Linked DNA regions of Homo sapiens: region 2 is linked to region 1. Evidence: read pairs that join two places in POLR2A ChIA-PET (ENCODE). Cell type or tissue: HepG2. All regions are shown on one strand. Links, peaks and the distances in the headings refer to the core of each region. The heading gives the core; the rest is flanking DNA. Region 1 overlaps FAM193A (family with sequence similarity 193 member A). Region 2 overlaps SH3BP2 (SH3 domain binding protein 2).

Evidence for each region. ChIA-PET counts read pairs that join two places held together with the same protein. Peaks named below come from ENCODE experiments on the same cell type or tissue, not always from the same donor. Only the 100,000 strongest peaks of a DNase experiment are listed, where the experiment ranks them.
Region 2: POLR2A ChIA-PET joins it to region 1 with 10 read pairs; 2 of 35 experiments call an interaction of 5 or more read pairs at or near these places.

What each region holds. Positions count from the first base shown.
Region 1 is chr4:2,722,782-2,734,823 of GRCh38, forward strand. FAM193A (family with sequence similarity 193 member A) reads left to right here. Exons shown (of 21, transcript NM_001366318.2): 21 at 8,994-9,792. The coding sequence ends at 9,087. Among named protein-coding and RNA genes, the nearest start is that of TNIP2, 28 kb to the right of the region's middle. In HepG2, for the core only: no CTCF peak of the experiment used is centred there; no DNase peak of the experiment used is centred there.
Region 2 is chr4:2,795,906-2,807,947 of GRCh38, forward strand. All of the region lies in intron 1 of SH3BP2 (SH3 domain binding protein 2), which reads left to right. Among named protein-coding and RNA genes, the nearest start is that of SH3BP2, 8.8 kb to the left of the region's middle. RefSeq lists enhancers at 2,601-2,940, 5,345-5,394. In HepG2, for the core only: no CTCF peak of the experiment used is centred there; a DNase peak (open chromatin) is centred at 5,296; H3K4me3 peaks cover 1,267 bases.

The DNA of each region.
Region 1 (12,042 bases), core at 1,794-9,793:
TGGGTGACAGTAATAACCATTTTCAGGTTTCATTCAAGTTTAGAGACAAATAAGTAAGTAAGTAAGAGACAGGGTTTTGCCACATTGCCCAGGCTGGTCTGGAACTCTGGAGCTCAGAGGATTCTCAAACCTTCCAGAGTGCTGGGATTGCAGGAATGAGCCACCACACCTGGTCCAGTGTTTCAATTTTGCTTACAAAAGTATACTTTAGGCCGGGCGCAGTGGCTCGCACCTGTAATCCCAGCACTTTGGGAGGCCAAGGCAGGAGGATCACGAGGTCAGGAGATCGAGACCATCCTGGCTAACACGGTGAAACCCCACCTCTACTAAAAATACAAAAAAATTAGCCGGGTGTGGTGGCAGGTGCCTGTAGTCCCAGCTAGTCAGGAGGCTGAGGCAGGAGAATGGCGTGAATCCAGGAGGCGGAAGTTGCAGTGAGCCAACATCACGCCACTGCACTCCAGCCTGGGCAACAGAGCGAGACTCTGTCTCAAACCAAAAAACAGTATCCTTTAGGCCAGGCACGGTGGCTCATGCCTGTAATCCCACTTTGGGAGGCCAAGGCGGGTGGATCATGAGGTCAGGAGTTCAAGACCATTCTGGCCAAAGATGTTGAAACCCCCTCTCTACTGAAAATACAAAAATTAGCAAGATGTGGTGGTGGGTGCCTGTAATCCCAGCTGCTCGGGAGGCTGAGGCAGAGATTTGCTTGAACCCAGGAGGCGGAGGTTGCAGTGAGTTGAGATCGTGCCACTGCACTCCAGCCTGGGCAACAGAGCAAGACTCCGTCTCAAAAAAAAAAAAAGTTTGAAGTAAAAAAGACTAATTTAGAATTTAAAATTTGATTTTAGGAAGTATGTCAGATATCAAAGGTTTAAAACACTTGATATCAAAATAAGATCATCACAAAAGAAGTTATTCATTTAACCAAACTAATAATTCAAAGGTTTCAAAAAGCAAAAACCTTTATGTTTTGATAGGAGACTCTGGTTTTGGAGGGTTGGGGTTTCTGGGTTTTTTGTTTGTTTGTTTTGTTTTGTTTTTTTGAGACAGGGTCTCACTCCATTGTCCAGGCAGTGGTGCAATCACGGCTCACTGCAGCCTTGACCACCAGGCCCAGGTGATCTTTCCACCTCAGCCTCCTGGGTAGCTGGGACCACAGGCGTGCTCCACCACCCGCTGCCTGAGACTCAGTTTTCTCAACAGTCAGAAGACATAATGAAAATGGCATGAGGCCAACAGAATGTCTTTTTTTTTTTTTTCAGCTTACTCAAAAGATAATTGACAAAGTATTTTATTATCTCTTATTAATACTACATGAAATCTTATTGAAAAGAGAAAACCAGTTGCATCAGTGTATTACTATTAATTGTAGTAAAATCTTTTAAACAGATCCATCTAATTTCAATCAGCTTTGACCACACAGGATTTCCATAAATCTTTTATAACCTCTTAGAATTTTCCCATTCACTTCCTTTTCCCAACTTTCTATATTCATTTATTTTCTTTTCCATCTGTTTTTCAACTTAAGACCACTTTTAAATAACCTCTAAACTAGTCAAAATCACTTTTTCCTTTGACAAAACCACATCCTCATGTTTTTCTTATAACCTTCCTTACCAAAACACATCTTACTTTTTCTTATGTATTTTATATGTAGAACTGTTTTCCTGCTTATCTCTACTTTGAGTTACCATGTTAGTCAGAATTTTAGCTTTTAGTAACCTTAAATTATAGTGAAAACTTAAGAAATAAGCAATTATTAATATTTTGTTTATCTGAAATAAGCCAGGCACAGCGTTCACACCTTGTAATCCCAGCTCTTTGGGAGGCTGAGGTGGAGGATCACTTGAGCCCAGGAGTTTGAGGTGTGAGCTGCGATTGTGCCGCTGCACTCCAGCTTGGGAGATAGAGTGAGACCCTGTCTCAAAAACCAAACAGAGGATAAAGAATTTAAGCTTTCCAGTCAATGAAGCTTTACATTATTGGCAGAAATCATGTCAACAAACAGAAAAGCGGGCTGAGAAAGTGCATATCGTTATCAAGGGTTACGGAAGAGAGGAATTCAGTCAACTGAGAAGGTTTTTTTATTATGAATTTTTTAACTTTTTGAGATGGAGTTTTGCTCTTGTCACCCAGACTGGAGTGCAATTGGTGCAATCTCGGCTCACTGCAACCTCCGCCTTCCAGATTCAAGTGATTCTCCTGCCTCAGCTTCCTGAGTAGCCTCTATTACAGGCACCCACCACCATGCCCAGCTAATTTTTTTGTGTTTTTAGTAGAGACAGAGTTTCACCATGTTGGCCAGGCTGGCCTCTAACTCCTGAGCTCAGGTAATCCACCTACCTCCGCCTCCCAAAGTGCTGGGATTACAGGCGTGAGCCACCACACCTGGCCCTGTCTCTATTTTTTAATTAAATTAAAAACTATATATATATGTATGTATATACACACACATATATATGGTGCTTGCCTGGGCAACACAGCAAGACGTCATCTCTACAAAAAGTAAAATCAGCTGGGCATGGTGGCACACTACTGTAGTAGTTCCAGCTACCTGGGAAGCTCAGGTTGGGGAGGGTCGCTTGAGCCCAGGAGGTCGAGGTTGCAGTGAGCTGTGATCGTACCACTGCACTCCAGCCTGGGCAACAGAGTAAGACCCTGTCTCCAAAAAAAAAAAAAAAAAAAAAAAAAAGTAATCACACCAGAGAGGCAGTGAAATGTGAGAGCGGGTACATCCTACCCCTTCCCCCACCTCAAGCTGAGTAATCCACCTGCTGTATTGTATAGACTCTAGATAGAGTGTGGCCAAAGTAGCTGTAAATTAACCTCTTAATGTTGTCATAGGGATAACTCATATCCTGTAGTTCAACAGTTTATAGCCAATCACTATCAATATAATTTCTGTAAAGCAATGAGAATTCTTGACAACTTTTTTTTTTTTTTTAAGGCAATAGTCTTGCTCTGTCACCCAGGCCGGAGTGCAGTGGTATGATCTTGGCTCACTGGACCCTTGACCTCCCAGGCTCACTTGATCCTCCCACCTCAGCCTCCTGACTAGCTGGGACTACAGGCGTGGGCCACCAATCTCAGCTAATTTTTATTTTTATTTTTATTTTATTATTATTATTTTTTGAGATGGAGTCTCGCTCTGGCGCCCAGGCTGGAGTGCAGTGGCGCGATTTCGGCTCACTGCAAGCTCCGCCTCCCAAGTTCACGCCATTCTCCTGCCTCAGGCTCCTGAGTAGCTGCGACTACAGGCGCCCGCCACCACGCCTGGCAATTTTTTTTGTATTTTTAGTAGAGACGGGGTTTCACCGTGTTAGCCAGGATGGTCTCGATCTCCCGACCTCGTGATCCGCCCATCTCAGCCTCCCAAAGTACTGGGATTACAGGCGTGAGCCACCACGCCCAGCCTCAGCTAATTTTTAAAATGTTTAGTAGAGACAGTTCTCATTATGTTGTCCAGGGTGGTCTCAAACTCCTGGATTCAAGTGATCTATCTGCCTCGGCCTTCCAAACGTTGGGATTAGAGGCGTGAGCCACCAAGCCTGGCCCTGATAAACAACTTTTGTAATCACCTCCTCTCCTAATTTGTTCTTTTTTTCTTAAAAACTTGAGTTGTTCTTTCTAACCCCCTTCCCTTTCTAAAGAGGCAAGAGATTTGGGTTTCAGGGAAAAAAAAGGGAAACTGCCTTCTCTGGCCTTGCTTCACAGCATGGGATCCGGGTCCCGGTACTGGCAGTTTGGCTCCGTTCCTCCTGTGGCTTCTTTTTTTTTGGCCTAAATTACACAGCATGCTTTTAAAATTGCTGCTTCCTACTGTTTGTAATTCAGACCTTTTTTCCTCCTTAAATTTGTGACCAAGGCCAGGTACAGTGGCTCATGCCTGTAATCCCAATACTTTGGGAAGCCGAGGCGGGTGGATCACTTGAGGGTCAGGGGTTTGAGACCATCCTGGCCGACATGGTGAAACCCCACCTTTACTAAAAATACCAAAAAAAAAAAAAAAAAAAAAAAAAGCCGGGTGTGGTGGTGCACATCTGTAGTCCCAGCTACTCTGGAGTCTGAGGCAGGAGAATCTCTTGAACCCAGGAAGAGGAGGTTGTAGTGAGCCCAGATCGTGCCATTACACTCCAGCCTGGGCAACAAGAGCAAAACTCCGTCCCAAAAAAAAAAAAAAAAAAAATTGTGACCAGCCGGGCGCAGTGGCTCCTGCCTGTAATCCCACTACTTTGGGAGGCCAAAGCGGGCGGATCACGAGGTCAAGAGATAGAGACCATTCTGGCCAACATGGTGAAACCCCGTTTCTACTAAAAGTACAAAAATTAGCTGGGCGTGGTGGTGCTCGCCTGTAGTCCTAGCTACTCTGGAGGCTGAGGCAGGAGAATCGCTTGAACCCCGGAGGCGGAGGTTGCAATGAGCCGAGATCGCGTCACTGCACTCCAGCCTGGCAACAGCAAGACTCCGTCTCAAAAAAAAAAAAATTGTGACCAATTGCTGTTAGTTTTAAACTGGTGCATGAAGGTGAGTTCTCTCCCTGGCCCTCAAGAGATTTGGAAGTTTGTTTTAGAGAGTGCTCTCAGTCACTTAAGGATGTAAATCTTACTTACTTATTTATTTATTATTTTTTGAGACACAGTCTCTCACTCTGTCATCCAGGGAATTAGCAGCATTCCCGCTGAGACTGGATTTGAAACAAAGTTACAGTTCCTTAGAGCCACTACAGATTTCTTTCCTCAATGGATACCTTTAGCTTAGGATAACCACTAATAGGAATTAATTTGAATTTACTTGAAATTATTTATGACTCTTGACCATTTGGGATACCCATTTGTCATCTTTTCTACTAAAGGAAACTAAAATATTGCTCTCTCAAATACTGGGTATTGTTGAGCTGAAGACAGAGTGCAGGGGCTCTCTCTACCTCTCCTTTGTTTGCCTAAAGGTAGGACATAAATCCTTTTTTACTGAAGACAGCTACTCCGCAGCCCACAGATGGTGCCAGTGGGGCAGAGGAATCTGTGAGCAGACTTTAAACCCCAAAAGACTTTCTAAAAATGAAGTCTCAGTTCAGGCCGAAGTGAAGTGGCTTGATCACAGTTCATTGCTGGGACTACAGATGCGCCACCATGCCTAGCTAATTAAAAAAAAAAAAATTATTTTATTTATTTTTTTTTTGAGATGGAGTTTTGCTCTAGTTGCCCAGGCACGATCTTGGCTCACCGCAACCTCCGCCTGCCGGGTTCAAGCGATGCTCCTGCCTCAGCATCCTGGGTAGCTGGGATTACAGGCATGCGTCACCACGCCTGGCTAATTTTGTATTTTTAGTAGAGGCAGGGTTTCTCCATGTTGGTCAGGCTGGTCTCGAACTCCCGACCTCGGGTGATCTGCCCACCTTACCTCGGCCTCCCAAAGTGCTGGGATTACAGGCGTGAGCTGCCACACCCGGCCCAATTTTTTTTTTTTTTTTTTTTTTTTTGGTAGAGAAGGCATCTCTTTATGTTGCCCAGGCTGGCCTCTGAGTATCTTTCCACCTCAGTCTTCCAAAGTACTAGGATTACAAGCATGAACTACCTCCCCAGCCCAACCCCACAGGTTTACCTTCCCTCATTTTTGGCACTAGTCCCATGGGCAGTTTCGTTTTTCTATTTTCCTGTCTCTTTAAATCTTCCACCTGGCATTTGTGCATAGACTGTCAGCTGAGAAGCTGAGACCTTAGAAAATATGGCCTGACAGATGTGGCTTGCACCCTATTCGCAGCTAGCAAGACTTTCTTTAAGCTGTTCTTGAGAGGGGCCTGGGGCTGAAATTTTGTTCCCTCTTCAGAGACCTTGGTTAAAGCCATAAAGGGATTCTTAATTTTGGTCTCATGCATGTCTGTGTGTGTTGGCTTTGAGTCGTTTGTGCAGGTATGCCCTTGAATGATTATAAATTTCTGGTTTATATTTAGAATATGATAGGGGTTTTTTGTTGTTTTGTTTAGCCTTCTCCTAAGCTAAATGAAACCATATACTCAGAAAGTAAACAGTTTATTAAAACATTCAAAGACAAACAGCTTTAAATAGTGGTTACCCTAGACCTCTAATAAGCAAATATGTTCCACCTCCAAAACTTTTTTTTTTTTTTTTTTTTTTTTTTGGTGGGAGCACAAAGTCTGGTTCTGTCCGTCCAGGCCGTAGTGCAGTGGCGCATTCTCAGTTTGTTACAGTGGGTAGCTAGTCAGGTGTGAGCAGGGCAGGGGAGGGCCTCCTCCATCCACCAGGGATGTCAGGTGACCATCAGGTGATGGTTAGGCAGTTGTCACACTGCCTCTCTAAAATAATAATTGGTCATAGCCAGCACCAGGGAAACTGAAGCTGGTGATCAGCAGCTTCCCGATAAGATCTCAGGAATTGGGCAAGTGGGCTCAAGCATGTGCACTAAGGCACAGAATGGTGGAGTTTAACTGGTGTGTGACCTTCCAGGTACTTTACACCGGGAAGGGAAGATCGCCTCAGGTGAGCATGCGCATGCTCCAGTAAACACACTACGCATGCTCCCTCCCAAGTGCTAGCAGGCCAGTGTGTGTGCAGGCAGCCCACCCCAAGGGAGGAATTGGGAGAAGGGACGCGAGGCCCTGAAGTATGCCAACACCTAGAACCCTACATCAGAGGCCGGATGGGGCACTTGCCTCTCGAGTTGCCCACTTGGCCTCTTCCAAGTGCACTTTCCTTCCTTTTGTTTCTGCTCTAGAGCTTTGTAATGAACTTCCACTCCTGTTCTAAAACTTGCCTCAGTCTCTTCTTCTGCCTTATGGCCTTTGGTCAGATTCTTTCGTCTGAGGAGGCAATAATTGAGGCTGCTGCAGACACATACGGATTCGCCACCGGCAACTCAGGTACCTGCCACCGGCAACAGGCTCGCTCAGCCTCTGCCCACCAGGCTGAAGCCATGCTCCCACCACAGCCTCCCGAGTAGCTAGGACCACAGGTGTGCGCCACCACACCTGGCTAATTTTTGTGTTTTTTTGTAGAGATGAGGTTTTACCATGTTGCCCAGGCTGGCCTTGAACTTGTAAGCTCAAGTGATCCACGCACCTCAGCCTCCCAAAGTGCTGGGATTATAGGCATGAGCCACCACAGCAAGGCTTTATTATTTTTGAGACGGGTCTCACCTTTGTCACCCAGGCTGGAGTGCGGGGGCACCATCACAGCTCACTGCAGCCTTGACCTCCCAGGCTCAAGGATCCTCCCACCTCAGCCCCGAGCAGCTGGGACTATAGGCACATATGTGTACTGCCACTCCTGGCTAACTTTTTACTTTTTGTAAAGATGGAGTCTCACTGTGTTGCACGGGCTGGTCTCAAACGCCTGGGTTCAAGTGATTCTCCAACCTCAGCCTCCCAAAGTAGTAGGAAAACAGGCATGAGCCACCATGGCCAGCTTCAGATCTCCTCTTTGGTGTCAGTTTCAGGAAGGAAAAACCAAGAAACAAGAATGTTGACTATTTGCCTGGCTAAGACCTGACACAGGAATCCTTTTAAACAGCTTTAGAGTTGAAAGTTGACTTAATTAGAAGCTGATATTTAGGATATATGTGTATACAATTTTTTCGAGGCCTCTGCTTTCTATAAAAGCTTCTTGGAGGCCGGGCGCGGTGGCTCACGACTGTAATCCCAGCATTTTGCGAGGCCGAGGAGGGCAGATCACAAGGTCAGGATATTGAGAGCATCCTGGCTAACATGGTGAAACCCCATCTCTACTAAAAATAGAAGAAATTAGCTGGGCGTGGTGATAGGTGCCTGTAGTCCCAGCTACTTGGGAGGCTGAGGCAGGAGAATGGCATGAACCTGGGAGGCGAAGGTTGCAGTGAACCGAGATCACGCCACTGCACTCCAGCCTGGGCGACAGAGCAAGACTCCGTGTCAAGAAAAAAAAAAAAGCTTCTTGGCCAGGGAAGAAGCTACAAAAAATACAAAAATTAGCTGGGTGTTGTGGTATGCACCTGTAGTCCTAACTATTTGGGAAGCTGAGGCAGGAGAATCGCTTGAACCTGGGAGGCAGAGGTTGCAGTGAGCCAAGATCGTGCCACTGCACTCCAGCCTGGGTGACAGAGACTCCATTTGAAAAAAATTAAAAATTAGCTAGGTGTGGCCAGGCACAGTGGCTCACGCCTGTAATCCCAGCACTTTGGGAGGCCGAGGCAGGCGGATCACTTTAGGTCAGGAGTACAGATCAGCCTGGTCAACATGGTGAAACCCTCTTTCTACTAAAAATACAAAAATCAGCTGGACGTGGTGGTGGGCACCTGTAATCCCAGCTACTTGGGAGGCTGAGGCAGGAGAATCACTTCAACGTGGGAGGCGGAGGCTTCAGTGAGCTGAGATTGTGCCATTGCACTCTAGCCTGGATGACAAGAGCGAAACTCCTTCTCAAAAAAAAAAAAAAAAAAAAAAAAAAAACCGGTGTGGTGGTACATGCCTGTAGTCCTAGCTACTTGGGAGGCTGAGGCAGAGAATTGCTTGAACCTTGGAGGTGGAGGTTGCAGTGAGCCGAAACTGCCACTGAACTCCAGCCTGGGCAAGAGAGTGAGACCCTGTCTCAAAAAAAAAAGGATTTCACCATGTTGCCCAGGCTGGTCTCGAACTCCTAAGTTGAAGTGATTTGCCCTCCTCAGCCTCCCAAAGTGCTGGGATTACAGGTATGAGCCACCACACCCTGCCTGGGCCTGATAATTTAAGGGCGCTCACAGCTCTCAGATTAAACGTTTCTTTTCTTTCTCAGGACTCCTTCCGCCCACCCATTCCTCCTCCCGAGTCCTTTCCCCTTCTCAAGTGCAGCCTGTAGCAGGGCCTGGAGGGGACCCTTGACACTGTGCCCCTCACCGAGAATCTAAACCCCTGACCCCGCAGTGAGTTTCTGGCAAGAACAGGAGTGTGATGGGCTTTGCCAAGCACCAGCTTGGTTGTGGGCTGTTTCCTTCAGTGACTGTTTGGCTTTTTGTCTTTGCAGGTTCTGCTTGGATTCTGCTAGACAGACCCGACAAAGACTGTCTATCAACTGGTCCAATTTTAGCTTGAAAAAAGCCACCTTTGCTGCCCACTGAATGAGGACTCCCTGGAGAGGGACACGCGAGAGGCAGGCCAGGCTGCACCACCCCAAGAGCCACGCCCCTCGCTGGCGCCCCAGAGCCGTGGTGCTTGCCAAGGGCTGTGCGGAGCTGGTGCTGCCTGAAACCCCAGACCGAGAAGTTGATGCTCGGCCCACGCCGTTAGCTCGTGTGCGTGTAGTCTGTGCGTGAGACTCCTTCGATTGTAGCTCTGTGCTGTCGGATTGGAACAGTAGTTCCCGCCAAGTCCTCCCACCACCGCGGCCTCGGAGGCCTGGGCCGTGGCCAGATAGGAGTTTGCATCATCCACGTGGCTCCGTTGCCTCTGCATTGCGCCCTGTCCTGTCATGTGTCCTCACCGGGGTATCGGCCGTCACTCAGCTCTCCTGTGCCCCTGCGTCTCACCCTAGGCGGGCTGGGCGGGGCAGGCCTCCTTTGTTCTCCACAATCTACTGTCTCCGAGTGTACACGTTGCGCTGTTTGTGTTTGATCCCCCTGACTTGTAGCCAGCTTGTGTAAGATCCCTTGCAGAACGAGAAAGTTAAAAACAAGCCCACCCAGTACTCACACCATCAAGTCTGTTATAGAGTGTACGACTGTATTAACACGGAGGCCTGCCTGGCTACTTTTTTAACATATTGTTAAGTAATATTAAAATCATGTCTTTCTTTTTGAAAGATGGAATACATTAGTACAGCAGGAGACCTCGGCTGCTTCTTTCTGCTGGGGGAGTGGGGGGATAGCGGGAGAGGGCGTGTAGGTGATGTGTCCGCCATGGGGAGCCAGGGCACCACCCCGGAGCAGGTCCCAGGTCTCTCCAGGCAACGGCTCACCCATCCTGGTGCCCCCACCATCCTCTGTGTGCCAGGCAGAGCAGGCAGCAGGAGACAGAAAGCTCCCAAGGAGCTGCATCCTGGTTACTTCTTACTACCTAGAACACTCAGTAGCTCCCACTTCTCCCAGCCTCATGTTCAGCCTGTCTCTGTGTGCCCTATCAGAGTATGACTTCACTCTGAGTGAAGGTGAATAGGGCAGGGCCTGGTTGGGGAGAGGGTAGGGAGAGCCAGCTTCTGGAGGTATTCGGACGATGAGGCCACAGGATTTCCTGGTGGACAGGATGCAGGTAGGAGAAAGAGGTGAAGACCTGCGCTGTGTGCCTGGAGGTGGGACTGGAGACCAGTTCTGGATGGTGAGTCTGGGATGTCCACCGGCCACCCAGGTGAGAGGTCTGGAACTGGGGACTGCTGTTCATGGACAGAGCCTGTGTGAGGGCCCTGCAGGGGTGAGTAGATGGGATGGGGGCCCGAGCTGTGGAACCAGGAAGGCAGAGGAGGGTGAGGAGGCTTCGAGGCAGGTCAGGGGAGACAAGGCCCAGGGCACCCCCACCCAGGCACCGGTTTGCAGGAGAATGAGGTGGGGACAGCAGGTCCTAGAACTCTGGAGATTGCACGAAAGCTGGAAAAGGGTCACCAACCAGGGGAGGTGCAGCACGACGAACTTTCCTCACTTGTTTTTTTTTCCAGGTGTGAGGAAGAGAACGTTCCTTTGTTCGTGGGATGATAGGGCAGAGAGTGAAGCAGGTCAGGCCATGACCACGGCAACAGTAGTGTCCTTGAAACCCCAGTGCAGGCCCCCGGGACTCCAGCCGCTGCCTCTTCTGGCTGCGGTGGTGGCTGGGGAAAGGCCCAGGCCCGGGCCTCGCCCTATGGGGAAGCTGCCTGCCCAGGCCCCCAGTACCTGCCCTGCTCTCCCCATGGACAGCCTTTAACACTGTGCTGAACCATGCCTGTTGCTGAGGGGAACTGCACAGCCCTGAGTGGTGATGGGGAACTCTGGGTGCCCCGACACACTAAGCATCATGCTGGGACCTAGAGACCCTCAGACGCCCACCGCACATGCCCAGTTCTGGGCACTCCCATCACCTCCATGGCAACCCTGCCTGCGGCTTCACAGCTCTGCCCGCTCTGGCCCCTGACCTGCACCTGCTAGCTTTGGCCCTCAGGCTCCCAGCCATTGTCCTGGCCATGCCCTTGCCAGGAAGGATCTTCCTCTATTTCCCTGGAAACCACTCATCCTTCCAGCATCCCAGGGTGCTTATAGGACATCCAGCTCCAGGGTCCCTGACTTGATGGGAGCCCCTGGGGTTCCTGATGACATCACTTCCCTGTGGGGGAGGGTGGGGCCGCCATAGGGGAGCCTCACATTTTTGACTCACACAGTAGCACAGGGTGAGTATCCCTTATCCCTTATCTGGCATCCTCAGTACCAGAAGTGTGTCCAGTTTCAGACTTTTTTGGATTTGGAGTATTTACATCATGCTTACCAATTGAGCATTTCTAATCCAAAAATCTGAAATCCAAAATGCTCCAATGAGCATTTCCTTGGAGCATCATCTTAACACTCAAAAGGATTTGAATTTTGGAACCTTTCGGGTTAGGCATACTCAACCTGTAATAGTCATGAAATGAAACAATAACAATAGTTAGAAAGGAAACTTTAACAGTGAACAGTTGTATTGAGAAGCTTACTGTTTTCTGCACCCTCAGCTCTGAGCCCTGCTCAGAGATTTTGCCTGGGTAGAGAAACAGGCAGTAAAACAGATAGCTCCTAATCTCTTCCCAAAGAAACTGACTTTGTTTGCAACAAAGAATGAAGAGGTTCAAGCCTGAAGGCACTCAGAAACAGTGGAGGCCATGAAACCCTGGGAAGAGAGACAAGATGCAGGCTCAGCTACAGGCCAGATAGTTTGCAGGAGGTAACTGAAGAAAAGAGCTGGGAGAAGGCATCCAGGGGTCAGAAGGAATATCACACAGTGTTCCCAGAAACTCTCTCTTCAAAGGAGTCAGAATTTGATTGGATTTGTTTGTAGAGCATGGTGCCCCAGGGCATTGTTGAAAACAATAGAATTGGCAATTAGTGGTTTAATGAATGTGGTCAGGGAAAGAGGAAGAG
Region 2 (12,042 bases), core at 1,289-9,288, 73 kb after region 1:
ACACCGAGGGGCTGGAGACAGTCCCACGTGTGGGCTGCCTAAGTCCCAGAGGGGGTGGTAGGGAGCATTTCAGGCTCACTGGCTGGCCCCCTTCCCTGGGGCACTGGACCCTCCTCACCACCCCTTGGCCTGTGCACGGGAGGGTAGACAGGATGGTGCCAAGAGCAAGGGACTGGCCCTCAGCCACGGGCCAGGAGACCTGAGCCTTGTAGGCGAATTGCACTTCCTGACCCTCAGTTTCCTGATCTGCAAAACGGGATGACAGAAGTCCCTGGCTCTGGACCACGCTGCTGGATTTGGGTTCCGTGCCGGGCCCCTGACTACACTCATCCTTCAAGGGTGACGCGAGAGAAGCACGTGCCCAGGTTCGGGGCGGGTGGAGACCTGGGTCAGACAGGAGTTCGAGGTGGTGCAGGCTCCCAGGAGGGGAGAAAGGTGCCCTCCCCCAACCTTCTCTCTTCTCCCCAGGCTCTGTAACTTCCAAGGCCATGAGAGTGGTCAGGCCCTGCTTGGTTTCCCGGCCCCCGATCACAGATCGTGCTGGAACTGCTGGCCCCAACGCCCTGAGGTGACTGGCCCTTTCTTCATGGATTCCGGTCACATCTGGTCCATCTTTGTCAGCTGGCCTCTGGGAAGAATGTGGGCTCGGCCACCTGGAGCAGTTGCCTGGGGAGATCAGAGGAGCCCTGAGGGGTTGGCAGAGCGCCCTCGTGGTATCCATACCCCCATCCCTGTAGCTGAGCTGATTCCAAGAAGTGCCCTCTGCTTCCTTGTGAATCAGATGTTTACTGCGCTCCTGCTGAGCCTGCTCCAGGCAGCTGGGTGGGGCGTAGGGTGCCTGTCTGCTCAAGCCTGCAGAGGGAGGCCAGCTCCCCACCCCAGGGTCAGCCAGGCTGGCAGGCAACAGCCTCAAGAAGGCAGTGTGCGTGCCATGGCACACGGGGCTGAGGCCGCGAGGCAGGGGCCGAGGGAAGCGGCACAGAGCTTCTCTCAGGCACCAGAGGGGAGCTGAGTTCTGGGCTCAGAGCAGGCTTCGTCTGAGGGCTTCAGCGTCCTCCTTGTGAAATGGGGTGAAAGTAGGTCTAACTCATGGGAGGCCAGATCCCCAGGCCCGAGCTAGGGCCTCCCTGCCCTTGACACTGTGTGAATGGGCAGCTCCGTTTGGGGGAGTTCCTTCAGCCTCGATCCAGGGGTGTTGTAATCTAGTGATGCTCTTCTGTGGCATTTGAGGGTCCTGGGTCCCCATGCCCTGCAGCCCTGTCCACTGTCCTGAGCTAGGCATAGGGGTGGGCCCTTGCTGCTGGCTGCCCCTGGACAAGGTGGGAAGGGATCAGGGGTCATTCTGGGAGCCTGGAATGCTGGGCGGTCCTTGGCTTTTTCTCAGCCTTGGGAGTCTGGGGCAGTGGTGCGCCTTTACCACCCACCCTGGTTTCTGCCTCTGGGGCAGTGGTGGACCTCCTTCAGAAGGCTGCTGCCCAGCCCCGGGCCCCACTCATGCAACACTGGGTGCCTGTGTACTGGGCCCTGGGCTAGGCATGCACTGCAAGAGCAGACAGGCCACAGGTCAGAGGGCAGGACCGCTGGCAGGTGCCCATGGGTAGCAGCTCACCTGCCTGGCCCACCTTGCCACTCTCTCCCTTAGAAGCAATTTCAGCTGAAGACATAAGTGTCTGTCCTGCTTGGTGCTCAGGGTACCCTCCCTGGCCACCCCCAACTCCACCCTGAGCTGGGTGCCTTCCTGAGCCCCCAGCCTGGTCTATGGCCACCATGCATGTTGACCCATCCATGGTGACCTGTCCGCCTGCCCCTCCTGCTTGGGAACTCAGGAAGGTCAGGGTCGCGTCTGAGAGCCCATGCCCTGGTGGTGCCCACGTGGGCCTGTCCCAGAGGAAGGGTGAGGGGAGTGCCGGCTCTCCCAGCCTCCCACTCCTGGGCAGGGAAGTGGCGCGGGCAACGGGCGGGCTGTGCCAAGCTCTTTGAAGGTGGCTTGTCACTCCCCCCACCTGTGTTTAACTCTACTGAGCATCAGAGCCTAATGTGCCAGTCAGCCTGGCAGCTGCCGCCCAGTTGGTGGAGTTTCCAATCAGATAATATCAGACTGTTGTGCTTTGGTCTCCCACGAAACTCTTCAGGTTTCCATCACAGCCTCCTCCCTTCCCCCTGCGGGCTGCGCTGTGACAGCCACCGCTGCCTGCCACCCGGCAGCAGGGACCCAGCTGCTTCTGGGCCTGGTCTCGGTGGCCCTGGCAGCGGTAGATAGGGAGGACCAAAGCCTGGTGAGGAAGAGCCGCCGAGCGGAGTCGGTGTCCCCTGTCCTCTCCCTGAACGAAAGTGCTTTCTTTCTCTGTAGCTGCTCTTCCTAAACGTGTGTTGGCTTGAGATTGGAGTTAGCCTGGCCTACCTGTGCCACCAGGGCTTTGGGTCCCAAAGAGCTGGCACCTGAGGCAAGTCCAAGCAAAAGGCCGGATTTCTCACCATTAGGAGGGCAATGGGGAAAGATCCAGAAAAGCTGGCCTGGGAGCCCTGAGTGGCAGGTGGGGGTACACAGCCCTGCATGGAGACCAGGCTCAGAGCCAGAGGAGGCAGGCCAGGAAACTCGGCACTCATCTCCTCTCTCGGAAACGCCCCTCCCTGACCCCAGCTGCTTCCTCTCCTCCTACTCGAGGCCAGAAAGGGAAGCCCCTTTCCAGTGGGGTGAGTGGCTGGCGCTGCCCGAGGCGGTCCGCTGATGGCTGGGCAGATAGTGCTGGGGCCTGGCCTGGCAGGCAGATCAGTGGTCAGCAGAGTGAGTTTGACCAGGGCAGAGGGGAAGATGACGGGGGTGCATCCCCCGAGCTGGGGGAAGTGACTTCCCGTTGCCATCACCTCTTGTGGCCTCAGGCGTTCCCAGGCTGAGACCTCTAGGAACACAGGTGCTGGGTGGCTCAGGTGGCTCCACCAGGCCAGGCCGTGTGACCTGGGCATCCTCCGCCTTCTCTGGGCAGGGCAGGGACAGGAAGTGCAGCCTCATGGGATGCGTGAGGGTGAGGGTGTGCCCATCCAGCTGCTGGGGCGGGGTGTGTGGGAGTGGCCCCCCAGGAGCTGCACGCAGCACGGGGCCTGGGAAACTCCAAAGCCGGCGTCAGGTCATCGAGGCCTCCGGGCTGATTAGGACTAATGGCGCTCAGGGGTGCAGCCTCAGCCTCCACCCGCCACCCGTACCCGCCCTGCCTCAGGACTTCGTTCCTGCTGTACCCCTGCTGGCTGCCTGTCCCCACAGGTGGCTCCTTCCTCCCCACCGGAGGAGCTGCTCCCAGGCGGGACCCTGGGGGTGGAATCTCTGAAATGCCTTCCCCTCGGGACCCTCACCGCGACTGGACTTCGCTCAGCTTCAGACCCTGGGCTGCAGCTGCCTAATGAGGTGGGATGGGGCCCTGGGTGTGTAAAGTGGAGGGAGGGGCAGTGGCCACCTCTGAGCCCTGAGCCATCCTGGGGTCCTGGGTGCTGGCTTCAGGAAGGTTTGCTACTTGGGGCAGGGGCTCTCTGAGATCAACCTTCCCATTTTCTTGAGGATGTGACCAGGAGGGTGATGTTTTGTGGTCGGGGTGGCTGTGCCTGCCTCTGGGGCAGGAAGTTGCTGGGGAAGGAAGAAGATTGAGAAAGGACCCCCAACCCCCACCTCTGCAGAGGATCTAGCGGGCCTTGCCCCATGCCAGGGTTCCTGCCGGCTGGCATCAAGGGGACAGCTATTCCAGGGCTGGTGTCCTGAGAAGCAGGGGGGACCCACTTGGGACCCAGGCCCCCTCGAAGACCTACCCAGAGCCACCCTTGCGGCAGGCAGGGTCCTGGCCCTTCCAGTACGAAGCTGGGAAAAGGCAGCACCAAAGATGCCAGGGGCGCCTCACGGATCCCCCCGGGGGGGCCTCCTTGAGGGGGAGCAGGAGGAGGGGCCAGGCTGAGGGCTCAGGCTGTGTGAAAGACACCCTGGTTTTGAAAAGGGAGAGGGGCTAGAGAGGTGGGGCCCGAGGGCCTGGTGGGGCTTCCAGCAGGGGCTGGCTTATGTTTTCAAGCTTACTCTGGGGTCTGGAGACCACTGCCGAACATACGCCCTCCAAGCAGTGGCCACAAGAAGACCATGAGGAGCTCGGGCGGGGTCTGGGGAAAGGGTGGGGGCTGCCACAGACAGAAGTGGGTTCGTCGAGGCTGCAGAAGGCTGGGTGGGAGTGGAGGAGGTGACGTGACCAGGATGGGGTCGGTGACCCCTGCACAGGGGCTACAGGGGATGAAAGGGGAGGGAGCAGCAGACTGCTGAGATTGGGGTGGCATTGGCCCTGGTGGGACTGACTGTCCCCGGCTCAGTCTCCCTCCTCCTTGGCTGGCTTTTCTGGCAGACAGTGGCATGGTCCAGAGCTGCCTCCCTGGGGAGGGAAAGGGCATCCCCAAGTCACTCCTGAGGCTGTGTCCCCAGAGTGTCCACCGGGCTGTGCCACCTCCCTGTCTGATGCAGCCTGCCCCTGCCTGAGCTGCCCGAGCCTGCCCCGTGGCTGCTTCCCAGCCAGGAGGAGGCCCTAGGGGCAGACACCGGCGGGCTTGCTTACAGGCCCTGCTGACTCCAGAGTCTTACTGCCACCCGAGCAGTACGTGGAGGTGCTTGTCCTGTGACCGCCCCCCCCCCGGGCTGATGACGGGCCAGGTGGCACTTCACCTGGGGGCTCTGGGGAGGCTGTCTCGGGCTCCCGTGCCAGGGGTGGGTGCAGGGAGGCTGGGCAGGCAGGAGAGCTCAGGCCTCGGCTCCCACGGGTCTGGGGCTGTGGTGGTTGGGGACCCTAACTAGAGCCATTCACCCCTCTGAGGAAGGACCTGGCCTGGAGCGCCATCCCCAGGGAGCAGTAAGGGCATTGGGGGTGTCTTGGGGTGACCTGGCCGGGGGCAGAAGGCCAGGCGGGAGTTTGCAGGTGGGGAACGGCTGGAGGAACTCGTGGAACAGCCTGAGAGGTGTCCGGCGAGGTAGGGCATGGGTGGCCTTGAGCCCTGAGGCTGAGCGGAGCTGTCTTTGAGAGCCACCTCTGCTGAGGCTGCAGCAGAAAGGCTGTGACAGGCTGGCTCCGAGGGAGGAAGGAGCTGGGCTGTGGGCGGCCTGGCCTTGGGAAGGGGGCTGGACAGTTGCATGGTTGGGGGCGGAGAGGAGGAGACCCTGATCCAGACTCCACCCCTGCCTGTCTTGACCGCGGAGGACCGGGGCCCAGACTGCAGGGGTGCAGAGAGGCTGCGGCAGAGGCTGGGGGCTGGGCTCCTTTCCCGGCAGGCCGGGCCCACCGCCAGACCCTTGTCCTCACTGGGCCTCTCTGAACAGTGGAGCGTTGTGAGGGGCCTGGGAACGTTCAGGTCACCCAGGCCCCCTCTGGGCCACGCTGAGGGTGAGGACAGGAGCCAGCGGGCATGAGTCATCCTGTCCCCTGCCCGGGCCCCGAGGCTCTGGGGTTCCCAGGCTGAGGAGGAACACACAGCTCTCGGTTCCCCAACCCGGGGTCTGGCCCACTCCTTCTTCCTTCTTTTTGCCTCTCTGTCAGCACCTCTTCCTGTTGCCTCCCTCTTGCTCCTGGGCCTGCCTGCATCTCCCTTCCCCTGTCCGGCCAGAGACCCCGGCCTGGGAGTGGCTGTGGCCTGCTCTCCCACCCCGATGCCTGCTGCAGCCCCAGCAGAGGGGCTGGCCTGTCGCCTTGAGCCCACCTGTGCTGGCCTGTGAGTGGCCCCAGGAGGAAGCCAGCGCAAGGACAAGACCCAGCCTAGACAGGAAACCTCCTGAGGCCAACCTAAAATTTACTAAGGAATAAAAAATGACAAGAAGCAGAAGGCAAGGGAATAGAATAATAAACCCAGAGAGTAAAAACGAACAACATCCGGGAAAAAAACCCATGTTAGAAAACAGTTTAAAAATATTAGCCAGGCGTGGTGGCTCATGCCTGTAATCCCAGCACTTTGGGAGGCCAAGGCGGGTGGATTAGTTGAGGTCAGGAGTTCAAGACCAGCCTGACCACCGTGGTGAAACCCCGGCTCTACTAAAAATACAAAAATAAGCCAGGCATGTTGGCGCATGCTTGTAATCCCAGCTACTCGGGAGGCTGAGACGTGAGAATTGCTTGAAACTGGGAGGCAGAGGTTGGAGTGAGCAAAGATTGTGCCACTGCACTCCAGCCTGGGTGACAGAGAGACCTGATCTCAAAAAAAAAGGGGCCGGGCGCAGTGGCTCACACTTGTAATCCCAGCACTTTGGGAGGCCGAGGCCGGCAGATCACCTGAGGTCAGGAGTTCAAGACCAGCCTGGCCAACATAGTGAAACCCTGTCTCTACTAAAAATACAAATTAGCTGGGTGTGGTGGTATGACCTGTAATCCCAGCTATAGGAGGCTGAGGCAGGAGAAGTGCTTGAACCAAGGAGACAGAGGTTGCAATGAGCCAAGATCGTGCCACTGCATTCTAGCCTGGGCACCAAAGTGAGACTCTGTCTCAAAAAAATATATGTGTGTGTGTGTGTGTGTGTGTGTGTGTGTGTGTGTGTATGTATATATGTGTGTGTATATATGTGTATGTGTATATATATGTGTATATGTATATATATGTTTGTATATATGTGTATATATATATGTATGTGTGTGTGTGTATATATATGTGTATATATGTATATATGTGTATATGTATATATATGTTTGTATATATGTGTATATATGTGTATATATGTGTATGTATGTGGTGTGTGTATATATATATGTATATGTGTGTGTGTGTGTGTATATATATATGTATATATGTATGTATGTATATCTATATACACACACACACGTAACGTTAGGGAAAAAGGATCACAGCGAATGCATTAAGGCAGCAGAAAGACCTAACCCTCAAGTGCTGAAATGAGTGGACAGAGGGAAGGGACCCTGTTGTGCTGACTCAGCCTTGGTGGGTCCCAGCCTGTGGCACCCGCTGACAGATGGTGACAGGGTTCCTGGGTAAGCGAGGGGCCCAAGGACCCTCAGTGGTGCACAGAGGAGCCATGATGGGGGCCACGCCTGGGCCCCAGCGTCCTTTGCCCTGACCCAGGAGCTTGTCCAGATAAAACGCCGTAAAGTGCCTGGGCTGAGCCCGAGGTGTGTGCAGGAGCTGCATGGTTTTGTGCGGTCCAAGGGAGGCCGCCAAGACCGCCACGGTACGAAAAGTACCACGGTGATGAGTGAAAGGGACAGGCGGCGCAGGGCTCTCAGGCCACTTACTGCTATACGGTCCCAAGGCCCACCCTGTAGGGCTTACACAGCTGCCTACACAGGGTGCCCATCGTGGTGGCTCCTGACCTCTGCCGTTGGCTCTGGGTGGGAGCAGTGGGGCTGGGTTTCTCTGACTGGCGCCCCTACTGCATGCCACCCCAGCAGGAGCCCCAGGGCCTCGGCATCTCCACTCTGTTCCCTTGTTATCTCGCCCTGGTGCTGGGATCCGGGATAAGCAGGGTGCTGTCCACTTCCAGGGCCTAGGGACCCAGTGCTGGGCCAAGTGCCTATGGCAGAGTGCTTGGGAGCTGTCTGGTTTGGTCCTCAGAGTCCTGTTGCTAATAAGCGTGGAGGGGGAGGACGGAGCAAGGCTCAGGGAGTGAAGTGACTTGCCCCTAGTCTCCAGCTTAAGGGACCAAGGCTGGGACTGGAGCCCAGGCGTGAATGGTGCCCAGGAGCTCATCCCAGGGAAGGTCTGAGATGCTGTCTGCCTCACCTGGGCATGTGGCCTGGACTGGCAGTTCTAACTAAGACCCACCTCTGTCTCTCATGTCAGAAGGTGGGTGCCTTCTCTTACCTGCAACCCCAGGGCCTTTGCACAAGCTATGCTCTGTCTGACTCTATGTAATCCCATGCTTGGCTAACTCATGTGGAAGATTGCTCCCAGGACGCTGGCGGATGTGTCAACGTGTCTGGGTGGAACAGATGTCACAAGGATGTGAGTCAGAGGTGGCTGCCTCCCTAACAGATTGGGAGCCCAGACAGAGGGTGACAGTAGCTTGGATCCCGGGTGCAGGGTGTGGCGTTTGCCTGTAGGTGCTGTGCCTGAGTGCCTCCCCTGTGCCCGATACCATGAGACTTCAGGCCGAGTGGAGTGACACTGTGCAAGAGAGACAGGGTCCGGCTGACCAGCCTCACCATGACTCCAGCCGAGCCCACTGAATAGGTGGGCTACCTTCCACCATTCCCTGGCCTCGGTTTCCTGCTCTCGGTTTCCTCAGCTGCCTGGTGGGTTCCACTGCAACTCTCTGGGGGTCTCCTTCTGTCCCGGCACCGCCTGCTCCTGTTCCTCATCCGAGTCTCTGCGGATGCGTGGACCCCGCCCTCTGTGCAGCCTCAGCACTAAGTCCTGGGTCCAGCAGCTCCGGGACTGCCCCAGTTACTCCTGGGGAAACTGAGGACTGGAGCTCTGCTTCTTTGCCCGAGTTTTCTCTAGGGTGAGCACCAGACCACTCTTTCTTCAAGGGAACCAGCAGCATTGAGCGGGACCCAAAAGGGGGCTGTGGCCTGGGAGAGCTTCCCAACCAGCCTCCCCAGGGGCTCTTGGGATCAGTTTAAAACAGAAGCAGCTCCTAACTCCTCAAGGGTGGGCTGGAGCCCCTGCTTCCCCAGGCCTTCCTGTCCTGCTGAGCTGGGCCCTGCGGTAGCTTCCTCCCTGTACCCCACATGGCGTGGCCCACCCTGTGTCCCCTGGCCTCCTACCCAGAGCCCTGCCCCCTCCACAGAGGCCAGGGCCCACCCCCACTGTCCTTAAGGTTGGTGGGCTTCCTTCTGAGAGTGGGCCTGGGGTTTCTCCTCTCCTTCTTACCCACCCCAGAGCCAGGCTCAGCAGGAAATGCCTGGTAGGGGCCCTGCCAGGGCCATAAGGCTTTCAGGGCACCCTCAGGTTGTGTTGTAGGGGTGGGCCAGGTGGCCCCAGGCTCTGGGTGACACTAGCCACGCTGGCTGGGTAGCCAAGCGTTGCAGCTCACTCAGCCTCGAGGTCCTAATCGGGAGAACAAAACGAGCAGTTGGCGATGGAGCGGGCACAGAGCTGGCGCACTCAGAACACAGTGGACATTTCCTTGGGGGCTCCCTGCCCCTCCCTTGGTCCAGCAGCCTAGCCCTCCTATCACAAGAGGTGACTGTGGGCAGGGAAGCACCCCCAACCTTCACACCCACTGTGCCCGTGGCCCAGGCGTCCCACGCATCCCAGGAGGGTCTGGTTGGCGGGAGCCCTCTGCTTCTGCTTCCTCTAGATGAGGAAGGTGCCCGGCAGATTTCCTACCTAAGCACACCCCCTGGGCCCGGAGGGTCAGCAGCCAGGCTGGTGTGGGCGTGGGGTGTCCCGGCCACAGCTGATCTGCTCAGTGACTGCTGCTGCCCTTGCCTATCGATGAGGATGCTGGGGCCGGGAGGTCACCCTGGAGGCCCAGGCTGCGCTTGGTGGGTGCAGAGCCCCTGGAGTGCCCCCCTCCTGCAGCCAGGGGTCCCCCGAGATGGAAGAAGTGGGGTGCCTGGGGCTGGCCAGATGGTGTAATTCAGCACATGAGCCCATGAGCTAGGCCCCACGGAGAGTAGGGGTTCCAGCCAGCTGGGGTGTGGACGAGGTCTGTTCATGCTGCAGGAGGCACCTGGTGCCAGTGTCACACTGGGCACTGTTCAGGCACCAAGGACATGGGGGACGGACATGCAGAGATCTCTCCCCACAGAACTGGTGTCAGGGGAGGGGCAGATAGCCAACAGACATGCTGAAAATGCCACAGCGTCGGGGGGTGCCGGGTGGGGGCTGCCTCTCTGAGGAGTGGGGGCCCTGCCGTGGACTGAGCCTGTGTGGGAGAAGGCCCAGGGCCTGCGGATTGGGGTCCAGCCCAGGGGAGTGTGGTCTAGATGAGGGGCCAAGGGGCAAGGGCGGGGCAGAGGAGGTGGAGAGGGTGGCGTTCCAGGTGGAGGGCACTGCTGCTGCCAAGGTGCAGAGAGGGAAGGGGTGTGGCACTGGGAATGTGGCTCTGTCTGTGCCAAGGGCCGCGGGGAGACGCCTGTTCTGGAGGCCAGGCCCGCAGGCAGGAAGGAAAAGCACGGCCGGACGCTGAGCTGGGCGGTTCCTCCCTTCCCTTGACACTAGAGCAAGCCCAGCAGCCAGCTGCCCCACCCCCACTGCTCAAGTGAGGAAACTGAGGCTCAGAGTGGGCCACAGGCCAGGAGGAGGGGATTGAGCCAGGCTTGTTCCCACCAAAGCCTGCACGCTGACCACGGCTCTATTCTGCCTGCCAAGGTCACATGCATAGAGCGGCCCTCTCTGGTGGGAGCCACTGGGTGGGGCAGGACTGCCGCCCCTCTCGGGACCCTGCGGGGCTGGGGCATAGGGTGCCCAGGCTGGCTGCGGTGAGGGACAGTGAAACCCTTCAGGCCAGGAGAGGCGAGGCAGGGTGGGGAGGAGGTGGGCCCCAGCCTTGGGTGGGAGCCAGGAACTTGGGGTGGTGGACCCGGCCCACCCCACACATCAGGACTCTGGAGAATTTTTTCTCAAGTGATTAAAAGGTAGAAACTCGTCAGTGTTTGTGAAGAACTGAAGTGTGAATCCTGAGCCGCCTCTGCTGCTTGTGGTTTGAGACTGGAGAGTGGCTCCAGGCGAGCAGCAGTGCCAGCCGTGGCTTCCCCCAGACCCACCTCGCCTTGCCTCACTTCACTGTCTCCAGCCCCACCTCACCGTCTCCAGCCCCACCTCACCCTCACCACCCTCGGCCTGGAAGCCCGCCCTGGCCTCCTCCCTCCAGCCAGTGTACGGCCCCTGCCTGGCCAGGCCAGAGCTCCGCCTAGGGCAACCCTCTTCCAGGTGTGGAGGCCCCCGGGCAGTCCCGACTCCCATGCCCATCTCAAGAACCTTTCCTGGGGACAGAGACACCAGGCCTGAGAGAGGAAGGCCCAGTGGGGCATCCGGAGATGTGAGAACATTGCAGCTTCCCTCTGAGGACAGAGCTTGAGGGCCAAGCATCCACCAACAGCTTGGCCTTGCTCTCTGAAGCCCAGGTGCCATGCAGGCAGCTGTGCCTACAGGGCCCTTGTCTGCATTTTTCTTAATTCCCTTTGTCCGTTGCACACAGCAGTGGCCTGACCGTCTCTGCCTCCACCCTGCACCGCTCTGTGAAGCCCCTGGGGCCTCTGAGCCCCGAACACACTGCGTCTTCTGGGAACACTGCTGTCTCCAGTGCACCAGCCTTTCTCTGTTTTGCAGCGAGCAGCCTCACGTGCGTGCCCAGGGCTGGCCGGCGGCTTGTCTCACTGGGCAGAGGTCCAGGGGTGTGGAAGGGCCTCAGCTGCGGCCGTGCTGCACTCCAGTTCTTTGAAAACCTCTCTCATTGAGAGTCCAATTAGCGCTAAGTCACAATTTTTTCACTCTGAGCTCTGAAGGATGTACTGGTTACAACCTCGCTGGGGTCTGGCCTCATGTATGGACATGACAGTGAACTCATCTGTTTGTCTGTCTGTCCTTCTCTTGGGTCCTGCCATGGGCCTGGTGCCCATCTGGGCCTTGGAGATTCAGTGGGACTTGGACCCGTGGGGAGTGCCAGGGACACATGGGGTAATGCTGGTGGCAGAACTGTGCCATTGACTTGGAGATTTCAGAGAAGAGGGCAAGGTTCTAGATGGTTCCATCCTCAAAGGATGAGGGAGCGTTTGGTTTCCATGTGGAGGTGACTGCAGGTACCAGGATGGGGCAAGTGCATGACAGGTCCAGTGTCGGGGGCCCAGGGCAGGAAGGGAAAGCAGGCGCCGCACCCCATCCACGTGGACAGGGAACCAACCTCGCTGCTGCGCCGTGGTGAATGTGGCCTGAGACAAGGAAGGGCAGGCCAAAGGGGTGAACGCGAGGCCAGGAGGTGGGGTCAGCAAGCCTGGCGGGTGTGGGTCAGGCATGGCAGGTGAGGCTGGTGGACCCTGTGTGCAGGAGGGTGGGAGGTGGAGAGCCCAGCCTTCAGGAGGCTGTGGGCACCTGCGGAGGCAAGCTCAGCAGTGCCCGCCCAGGTTGGTCACAGCCTTGTGG